Regions from separate parts of the Homo sapiens genome. Here region 2 is linked to region 1. A link is a loop called in an ENCODE intact Hi-C map of the cell type or tissue named here. Cell type or tissue: chondrocyte. All regions are shown on one strand. Links, peaks and the distances in the headings refer to the core of each region. The heading gives the core; the rest is flanking DNA.

What was found. Peaks named below come from ENCODE experiments on the same cell type or tissue, not always from the same donor. Only the 100,000 strongest peaks of a DNase experiment are listed, where the experiment ranks them.
Region 2: a loop joins it to region 1, with 6 times the contacts of the local background. A loop is called at or near these places in 3 of 110 quality-filtered maps.

What each region holds. Positions count from the first base shown.
Region 1 is chr2:237,578,956-237,584,326 of GRCh38, forward strand. The region is part of intron 2 of RAB17 (RAB17, member RAS oncogene family); the gene reads right to left. Among named protein-coding and RNA genes, the nearest start is that of RAB17, 9.1 kb to the right of the region's middle. RefSeq lists an enhancer at 2,612-3,246. In chondrocyte, for the core only: a CTCF peak has its summit at 2,949 (motif pointing right); no DNase peak of the experiment used is centred there.
Region 2 is chr2:238,261,381-238,266,751 of GRCh38, forward strand. PER2 (period circadian regulator 2) reads right to left here. Exons shown (of 23, transcript NM_022817.3): 9 at 4,132-4,210; 10 at 1,572-1,678; 11 at 811-964; 12 at 349-457. Among named protein-coding and RNA genes, the nearest start is that of HES6, 24 kb to the left of the region's middle. RefSeq lists an enhancer at 2,403-2,903. In chondrocyte, for the core only: a CTCF peak has its summit at 2,268 (motif pointing left); no DNase peak of the experiment used is centred there.

The DNA.
Region 1 (5,371 bases), core at 224-5,223:
CTTTAACATATTGGGCAATGCACTGTTCATTTAAAGATTTTCTACCCTTTGCTTTCCAAAGTTATATGATTTTAAAATGGTTATTTTATAGATCTCCAAAATGTTTTGCCCCATTGTGTGTGGCTTGTCAGGAATGTGTTATACACAGAACTGGAGAGGACGGGGCGGGGGAAGGCAAGGTGTCTGGGGCATGGAGGAGCCACCAGCACCGACAGGCTCCTGTCAAAGCTGCTACCCTGCCTAGACCCTGGATTGGGTTTGGGGTCTGTTGGGGAGATTCTGGCAAATGGAGCCACATGTTTAAAATAAAAACTTACACTCCAAGGACAGTGCATGAGTGTCCTGCGGCTGCCAAAACAAAGTCCCATGAGCCGAGTGGCTCAAATTAGCAAATTTCTTCCTGCAGTTCTGGAGGCCAGAGGTCCAAAACTGATGCGTTGGCTGGGTTGGTTCCTTCCGGAGACTGAAGGAGAATCCATTCCAGGCCTCCTCCAGCTTCAGGGGCTGCCGGCAACCCTGGTGTTCCTGGTGGCTGCATCACCCCCATCTCTGGCTCTGTCTTCACGTGGCTGCCCCTCTGTGGCTGTGTCCTCTCCCCTTCTTATAAGGATGTCAGTCACTGGACTTAAGGGCTATCCTAAGTTCCATCTTGTTGGCCTTAATTAATTACATCTGCAAAGACCCTCTCTCCAAATAAGGTCGCACTCACAGGTTCCGGGGGTTAGGACTTAATCGCCTCTTTACGGGTGGGAGAAACTCAATTGCACCCACTAGACAGAGAACAGGAGGCTGGACAGAGAACAGGAGGCTGGACAGAGCTTTCCAGCATGGTGCAGCAAGACCGTGCTTCTCTATCATGAGACAACCTCTTCCTAAACGGAAACCACTGCCTGGGCTCTTCTGCCCGCATGTCCTGCAGTTCCCTGCAGGTCCAGGAACTTGAAGTCAGACCAACTCCCCAGGTCAAACAAAGCTGCAGTCTCCATCCAGACAGTAGGACCAGTGATTTCCAGCTTAGATGGGGCAACTGTCGGGACTGAACCGGCTATAAACCTCTGAACACACCAGATGCTCCACTGGATTGACAATGGTGCCAGAATGAAGACCGTGCCCAGAATATAAATGTACACCCATCAGCTGATCTGATGGCAGCTTGCTTAAACTTTCTAAGTCTCAGCTTCCTCATCCATAGCAGGAGCTAATGGTGCCCTTCACCCAGGGTGGCTGTTAAATCGCCTGAGCAAGGAGAGAAAGGGCATATGAATTTTGCTTCTTCTTTCTGTCCTCTTTGCTCTTTGTGGACTTGTTGTCTTAAAACGTGGGCCTTTTATCCACATCTTTCTGTTTCCCATCACTTCAAATCACATTTCTCAGTTTGAATTTGGTTTTATCTTAAAAGCTGGCGCAGGGTGAAACGTGAGCATAAAATTCAGGTTTTCTTCCTCCATTTACCAATCTTAGCCTCTCATATTTTCCTTTTCCATGTTGAAAATGATGGCTGGAGGCTGGGCACAGTGGCTCATGCCTGTAATCCCAGCACTTTGGGAGGCCGAGGTGGGTAGATCACTTGAGGTCGAGTTCAAGACCAGCCTGACCAACATGGTGAAACCCTGTTTCTACTAAAAATACAAAAATTAGCCAGGTGTGCTGGCATGCCCCTGTAGTCCCAGCTACTCGGGAGGCCGAAGCAGGAGAATCGCTTGAACCCAGGAGGTGGAGGTTGCAGCGAGCCAAGATTGTGCCACTGCACTCCAGCCTGGGCAGCAGGAGACAGAGTGAGACTCTGCCTCAAAAAAAGAAGGGGGGGGAGGAGGGGAGGGAAAATGATGGCTGGTGGTTGAATTTACACTAATGTAAAATTCCAGCAAATTTCCAAGGAGGGCATGGGTTTTAGTCCAAGCAATGATAATGCATAATAATAGTCAATGTTTGGCTATTTACAGAACATAGACCCTTCCCTTCCCTGCAGAGATGTAAGGCCCTCAGGTGGGCCCCTGGACAGGTATTTGAGGCAACCTAGTCTCGTGCACTCCGTGGCTCTGACCCGGAAGACAGCATGCATTTATTATCATAACCTTTTTCAGAAACCCACTAACCACATTTCTATATCTCCATGGCTAAGGCCAAAATGTAATTAAAAAATAAAGTTTTGGCTGGGTACAGTGGCTCATGCCTGTAACCCCAGCATTTTGGGAGGCCAAGGAGGGAAGATCAATCTAGCTCAGGAGCTTAAGATCAGTGAAACCTTGTCTCTACAAAAAACACAAAAATTAGCTGGGTGTGGTGGCGCACACCTGTGGTCCCAGCTACTGAAGAGGTGGAGGTGGAGGCTTGCTTGAGCCCAGGAGGTTGAGGCTACAGTGAGCTGTGATCATACCACCACACTCCAGCCTGGGCAACAGAATGAGACGCCATCTTAAAAAAAAAAAAAAAAGTTCCTCTACTAAATTTTATTTTTTTAATTTAATTTTATTTTTTTAGTAGAGACACGGTTTCACCATGTTGCCCAGGCTGGTATCCAACTCCTGAGCTCGGGCAATCTGCCCGCCTCGGCCTCCCAAATTGCTGAGATTATAGGCATGAGCCACTGCGCCCAGCCTCTCTACTAAATGTTAATATCATTTAAGTGGTTTTGCTTTTTTTACCTTTTAATTTAAATAAACAGCCAATTCTGCTCATTGAAGCCCTCTCTGTAGCACTTGGCTGTTTTGTAAAAATAGTGAGCTGATGACAAATTGAAAGGAACATGAAATGGAAACTTATTTTCTGGGGGCTCTAGGACGTCAGCCACGTTCTCGATTTAGAAGGGAAGTCAGCTGGTGCCAAGTTGAATGTGCTCAGTACCTGTTTGTCACCGTCCCCTTCCTGGAAAAAGCCCAACAAGTCTGGGGTTAGTTGTGGCTTCAGCTGGCAAATGTGCACACAAGCACTAGATGTCACCATCCTTCCAAAAGATGTCATGCAGAAAGTCAGCAGCGCACAGAATCTCCCCTGCTGTGGCCTGTTAGGACAGTGGGGGCAGTCCATGGGGAGGTCCAGCCCCCGTCCCTGACACAGCAGGGGCTCCTAAAGCTGCCACCTCCGCAGCAGGCCCTGGCGGGGGTGGGCGGGAGGCTGCGCTCACTTGGACTCCCGTCCCTCGGACTCCCGTCCGTTCTGCCTCTGCTCCTGCCTGCTCTTCTGGCTCCAGCCAGCACGTTGGCTTTCCAGCTTCAGGGCTCGAGTCCATGTCCCTTTCTGGCTCTGCTTCCTGCTTCCTCTGGATGGACGGTGTCTTGCCAGGAGCTGAGCCCACCACCTGTGTCATGTCCTGCTGTGGGCCCCACCCCACACACCTGTCGACTGAACCAGACCCTCGGGAGGGCCCCAGGGACCTGAGTCAATCCTCCTGAAGGCTGACCCCTCGGACAGGGCCGGCCTTGGTGACCTTAAGCCACCCAGGGTGACAGCAACCTTTCATGGAGAGGCCACTCCAGGAAGGTGTTTACACTCCCGTTTCACAGGGAAAAAATCCAGACGGAGGGAAGGAGTGGCATGCCTGTGGCCATCCATCCTGTCCCTCCCTCGGGGATCCTGCAGCCAAGCACTGGGCGTGCTGCCTCCTGCATTTCCAGGCCGCCTGTGAGGACAGCACTCCCATTCTCCTCTGAGGCTCTGCTCCTGGCCTACCCTCTCCCCTGGACAGGAGCCCAGTGTTCTTGATAAAAGCTGAAGCCACACGTGACAAAAGAAGCAGGAGTGTCTGCTCTCAAAGGGTTTTTGTGCAACACAGATCACTCTTCCCCCAAAGCACGTAAGTTAAAGGAGTGAGCACATCCCATCTCCTCATCCTAAAAGTGGCAATATCCACATTTATAATATGTGATCATGTAATTATTATAATGAGGATTAATAATTAACATACACTTTGGGAGGCCAAGGGTGGTGGATTCCTTGAGGTCAGGAGTTCAAAACCAGCCTGGCCAACATGGTGAAACTCCGTCTCTACTAAAAATACAAAAATCAGCATGGTGGTATGCACCTGTAATCCCAGCCACTCGGGAGGCTGAGGCAGGAGAATCACTTGAACCCAGGAGGCAGAGGATGCAATGAGCCAAGGTTGCACCACTGCACTCCGCCTGGGCAACAGAGCGAGACTCCGTCTCAAAAAAAATAATAATAAAATAATTAACATAGGCCGGGTGCAGTGGTGCACACCATGGCAAAACCCTATCTCTACAAAAAATATAAAAATTAGCTGGCTATGGTGGTGCGCACCTGTGATAGCAGCTACTCTGGAGGCTAAGGTGGGAGGATGGCTTGAGCCCAGGAGGCAGAGGTTCCAGTGAGACACTGCACTCCAGCCTGGGTGACAGAGCAAGACTCTGTCTCAAAAAAATTAACATAATGATAATAATAAATTGCATGACATCTATCCATAGTTACAGTAATATCTACCTCTAAAAGCTGTAATATTATCCCAAGGTGTGACGCAGACACTTGGATGGAAGCAGAGGAGACCATGGTTCCCACAGGGGACTCAGCCAACAGCAAAGGAAGGAGCTTCCACATTTCTAACCCCGCAACCCGGCACAGCTGCCCACACACAGAGGTGCTCAATACAAAAGTGCGGACCCCAGGGTTGGAGGCTGATGGGATGAAGGCAGCTCATGAGCCACAGGCTAACCTAATCTGGCTGTTCTCCTCTCCCCGTTGTGCCACGGGCCACAGCCCACAGCCTCCCACCCCGGCCCCATCACAGAGACCCAGAGTGGGAACAAAGACTCCACCCACCAGTTCTGGGTGAAAGGCAGAGCCCAGCCTGTAGAACGGTCCTTCCCCTCAGAGAGAGGAGATAAACCCAGGCCTGGAAGAGAGGGGCTTGGAGGAAGGGAGGCCCTGGCTTTCATCTGAAAGCTGCCGGCAGGGGGATGGCCCCTGCGGGGCCAGACAGAGGACCAGGAGTAGAGTGAGACATACAGGCCTGCCCCCCAAGCAAAGACCCCCAACCTGGCCTAGGACTCCCCAGCAAGCCCAGCTTTGTTCACCCCCCGACCCTGGTAGGCCCCCTGAAGAGAGGGCAGGCAATTGGTACAGGCAGGGCAGGTGTGAGGGGGATGCTCGGACCCTGGCTTGCTGGAATGAAAGGAACTAGGGCCTCGCGCCTCATTGTCGGGGCCTCCATCCCCCTCACCTGTAAAATACAGAATGCCCGGCACCACCCTGAAGCTTCACAGACCCCACACATCACCCCCCCACCCCCACCCAAGAAAGGTGGGTGCTCTGTGGGTACAGCTCTCTGTGGGCTGAGCACGTCCAAGCACGTCTCAATGAATCCAAAGCACCCTCCTACGCTCCAACCGGGCATCTCGGAATCTCTCAGCCCTGCTTG
Region 2 (5,371 bases), core at 224-5,223, 680 kb after region 1:
CCTTAAGTCCCACTGCTCTGGATTAGAATGAGCCCCCGCACCACTGAGAGGTCACTCTGGAACTATGCAGCCTGTGTCAGAGCACGGGGTCTGCACACGTCCTTCAGCTACTCACTCAGGGCTGCAGTTCAGACAAGGTCGAATGCAAGGCTGGAGAGAGCCAAGGGTACTATGGACTGTCTCGGACTAGCACAGTCTATGCCCAAACTGTCCCCTGGGGGATGTTCAGAGAATGACAGATGAAGCTGTCTGAGTGGGTGTGCCAGGACCAGGGTTCAGAGCCTATGTCCTCTGCAGGGGGCTCTCAGGCTGCTACCTGGGAGGAGGACATGCAGGCACCACACCCACCTGCAGCAGGAGCCGGTGGATCTGCTCTGTGAGCTCCTGAATGCTGGGGTGCAGGGCCTTCTCCTCTGTGCAGGGGTGGGCTGCAAACACGTCCTCATTCAAAGGGCCCCTGCGTGGTTTTAATTCATCTTGTTAGATGGGGCCCCACAGGAGGACCTCTCTGGCGTGACTGTATAGCCACTACATGCTGCCTGCCTGGGTGGGCCCTCTGCCTCTCCCCTGCAGCCCCCCAGGCTGCTGCCTGTCCACTCCCTACTCTGCTTGAATGAGGTCCCTCCCACTTGGGGGCAGAGGACAGGTCACCCCTGCCTAGCAGTCTGGGGCTCCAGATTGGTGGCAGGAAGCAAGGTTTCGGTCTTGGCCTCTCAGCCCCTCCCTATGCCATCTGTTGCTGGGAGGTGAGGACAGCCCGAGACCCCCGCCCAAGACCCCTGAGCCACCTCGGGCCCTTGGAGCACTCACACCCTGACTTTGTGCCTCCCAATGATGAAGGAGATTTTCCTGCTCCATGGGTTGATGAAGCTGGACCAGCTGGTGTCCAACGTGATGTACTCTCCGTTCCGGGCGCGAAACCGAATGGGAGAATAGTCGAAAGGCTGCCCGCCTGACTGCAGGACTAGGAGAGCAAAAGCCAGCATTCAGGGGAAAAGGGGAGCAAACAGGATTTATAGTAGAGAGAGACAAGTCAAGAGTCACTCAGGCCCAGGATCATTTGCAAACTGTAGGGGTATGAACACTTCTTCAAAGCCACTGCTTTCAACCTCCTGTTTTTGCTGTAGATTACCAGGAGGCTGTTTCCAGCAGGAGCTGTTTCATCCCATGTTTCACCTCTGCTAGTGTCACTTGCATCTATGAGGGCTGGGCTTGGTGAGGACATGCACTGTGCACTCCCCTGGCCTGGTGAGAACCTTCCTAGCCACAGATGAACTGGTCTCCCCTCCTCCCATGCGCCACTGAAGCCAACAGTAAACATAAGATGCTACGGACTCAGGCCACGGACTGAGAAACAACTGGCCACAAAGGAACTCACATGAGTTTACCCCTCTCTCTCGACTCCACTGGGCACTGCAGTGCCAGGAGGGAGGCGGCGAGGCGGGCGTCTACCACCTGCTTGTCCTTAGCTGATCTGACCTGTCAGAGCTAGACTGGTCCCAAGAAGCAGCCCCAAGGACACAGGAACTTCCGCCAAACACTTCAGGATGTACCATGAAAAGGGGACCTACTCTTTTTGTGGATGGCCAGCATCAAGGGCCTGTCACTAGGGTGGAGCTGCACGAGCACTGGGGTTTCAATCAGGTCCTGAGGTAGGTAGCCCAGGAGAGGGACCGCCCTGGAAGGCAAGCAGACACACGCTAGGATTGGCATCCAAACAGATGAGGAGATTGTCACTAAGAACCATCTTATTCCCTGGAAAGAGAAGATACACTCCAAACCCCACCCCCTCCCCCACCCCCGGAGATCAAAAGTTGGACTAACAGAACCAGCTAGACTTTTAATCAATAGCAAACGAAGGTTCACTGTCCAGGACGCTGAAGGAGGCTCCCTCTGCTGGGGCCTGAGTGCTTCAGCTCTGCGTTTCACCTCCCAAGAGATAAGTCATGATCATGCTTTTGTTTTCTTCCTTCCAGCATCTTTTTCTTTTTCAGTGTCATTCATTAGTTTGGCCACATGTGACCTGGCATGGATTTTTGCTTAACAAGTTTTGCCTGGGCCTCGGAAAACCCTTTGTATGTGCTTCTTTTCCAGCCTGGTCTCGTGTGACTTTGGCCTCAGCATCCAGTTGGTTTACTGTGGCTTCTTTGGAGTCTCGGTGGCTGGCTGGGCCTCTGCCCTTTGAGCTCATGCCTCCTCCCAGAGCTGTGGCTTTGCTCCATTGCAGGACGGAGCTGAACTTCAGCAGCACCTTCTGCTTCTGTTTGTGTCCAGCGCCCTCTGCCGGCTCCACCGACCATTTCTTCTCCCGATCTGCCTCTTAACACTTGTTGCATCCAAACCAATGTTTCCTCAAACTCTGCTGCTTGTGTAGAAGGATTTTCCCTGTGAATCTTTAGACCATGGTGCAGAACTTTCTCAAGGGCCTGGCGTTATTCTTTGATTTCCTCCTTCTTGTCTGAGGCTCTCTCTTCAGGCCTCATGTTTTCCTTTGGACAGGATATACAGAATGTTCCTGGCATCCGTCCCATCAAGGCCTTGCTGAAGGAGGAAGAAGAGGAAGGAAGAGGAGAGGAGTGGGGGAACAGGAAGGAAAAAGAGGGGGAGGAGGAAGAGGAGGGAGCAGAAAGGGGGTGGAGGGTGAAAAGAAGGAGGGGAGGAGGAGGGGGAGCCCTGGCTGTCCTTGGGCTTTGTGAGCCAGGCCACACACAAGGCTTCATCAAGGAGAGCTTGCAGGCTGTGGCCCATCATGCCAGGTGAACCTGTCTGCCAACCTCCCTGCACAGGGCTGAGCTGGACACCAAGTTGGCATGGGAGTGGGTTAGAGACAGTTCTCAGATCTCTGAAGGAAGAAAAGTCTCCAGAGGCTGCTTTACATATACGGCCCCAGGCCCTGCCCTCCAAGATCCTGGTTCCACAGGGCAGGGTGGTGTCCAGAAGCCTGCATCTGCAAACTGGCTCTGCCCCAGGCAGCCCCGCGGACACACCTGAGCCACCTGGAGCTGGAAGTGACGGATCCCTTTTTACCCATAGAGCCTCCCCAGGAAGCTGTGTGGCCCTGACTCCAAGGATGGGGGCCTGTGTCCCTGGGCCAAGAGTAGAGGAGGGAGAGGTCTTGATCCTCCAGCTTCTAGGTGACCTGGTTCATTTTAGGAACCCAGCACACTGGTGCTTCTTGGTCCACTTCCTGTGGTATCTTCTGAGGTCACTTTTCGGTGACTACTGCCAGTGGCCCACACATTTTTTTTCTTTCTATTTTTTTGAGACAGGGTCTTTTGCTGTGACCTAGGCTGGAGTGCAGTGGTGCAATCATAGCTCACCGTAGCCTTGAACTCCTAGGCTCAGTGATCCCCCTGCCTCAGCCTCTGAGTAGCTGGGACTACAGGTGCACACCACCACACCCAGCTAATTTTTATTTTATTTTGCAGAGACAGGGTCTTGCTACGTTTTGAACTCCTGGTTTCAAACAGGCTGGTTTCAGACTCCTGGCCTCAAGTGATGCTCCTATCTCAGCTTCTCAGAGTGCTAGGATTATAAGTGTGAGCCACTGCACCTAGCCGGCCCAAGTGTTTTTGGAGTCTTCATGCATTTGTGGAGGAGCTGGGAGAAGATGCATGGTGGGGGCAGAAGCCACTCAGAACATGGGTGCTCCCAAATCTCACTGGGACTGTTCGCACCTGCTACAGCACCCTGAGGGGGAGACCCAGAGAGAGGGACCCAAGTGGGGCTCTGAGGCATGGAGAAAATCCTGTCCCCTGGAGAAGCCTCTAGCACACAGGCTGGAAGATAGACTTCTGCTGGGATCCAGCCAATGGCATCTCCGGCTTCCACCCTGACACTGGTCCCAGGCAACAGCGCCTCTGTCTGGACCATTATCCACTCCGAATGGGTTTATATGGGAGAATTAAGACAGGCTCAATTAGATCAACAGCTCTCCAGAAAGCCTCAATTACACCATGTGCATATCTTAGGAAGTTTTCAGTGTAATTCCATAATTATTTCATTGCCTGTATATAATTACATGTTTTTGTCCATTATCATGTAATTATAAAACCAAGATGCAGTCTTGGCTTTGGCTAAATAGCTTTTATATCAAAAACATGAAAAAGGGGGTGGGTCAAGACCACGTACCTTTCATCCACATCCTGGAACAAACAATTTGGTGTATGGGTGGTTGTAAAAATTCTCTTTTCAGGAGGAATTCTAGGGGCTGAAAGAACAGAATATTGCACACATTTGTGATCCTAAGAAATGCATATTTGATGTTATATTAAAACTACCAGAAAACACCCTGTAGATTCAGAGTAATGAGCAGCTAAAGAAAAAAATTAAAACATGGACTCTGAACAACAGAGACTGCCACACTGAGAACCTTATGCTGGTTGTGGGATCGTTGGCCAGCCTTCTTAGCTTCTTTATATGCTAGTTTTAGTCTAGTAAATCGAAACTGCCGTGTTAACAAAACCACACGGACCACGTAAAGACTACTCTTAGCAAAATAAAGCTGGAAGGCCATCTTTACGATTTTTTTTTTTTTTTTTGAGACAGAGTCTTGCTGCGTTGCCCAGGCTGCAGTGCAGTGGCACGATCTCGGCTCATTGCAACCTCCGCCTCCGAGGTTCAAGCGATTCTCCTGCTTCAGCCTCTCCAGTAGTTGGGACTACAGGCGTGTGCCACCACGCCCAGCTAATTTTTTGTATTTTTAGTTGAGGTGGGGTTTCACCGTGTTGGCCAGGATGGTCTCGATCTCCTGACCTCGTGATCCGCCCACCTTGGCCTCCCAAAGTGCTGGGACTACAGGCGTGAGCCACTGCGCCCGGCCCCATCTTTATGATGTTTAAGATGAAACTACAGTGATCTGACACATTATTTTTAGGAAAATGAGTTACATACTTGGATTCAAATTTCTTTTTTTTTTTTTTAATGAGACAGGGTCTCACTATGTTGCCCAGGATGGTCTCAAATGCCCAGGCTCAAGAGATCCTCCTACCTCAGCCTCCCAAAGTGCCAGACCACAGGCATGAGCCACTGCACCTGGTCTGGATTCAGATTTCTTAGCAAATGTCACTATACTGGAGAACTTCACAGTTTAGAAACTAGACAAAGGTGGACAAAGCTGATAGAGTAATTTGCATAAAGTGAGTCATATATCCAAAATTTTCCTCAATTCATGGACAAAACATTCAAAATTCCAACATTTTCATTCTTGAAGGAGACTGGTAATTTGGGGGAATAACTTGTTGAACTCTAAGTACCCTCTCTAAACCTTACTATTTGGAAAAGAACATTCTGTAATACACGCAGGAACACAAAAAACATTGCAGAGAAAGTCACATACTTAAAATATTTCTATCACTTTTAAGAGGCTGTC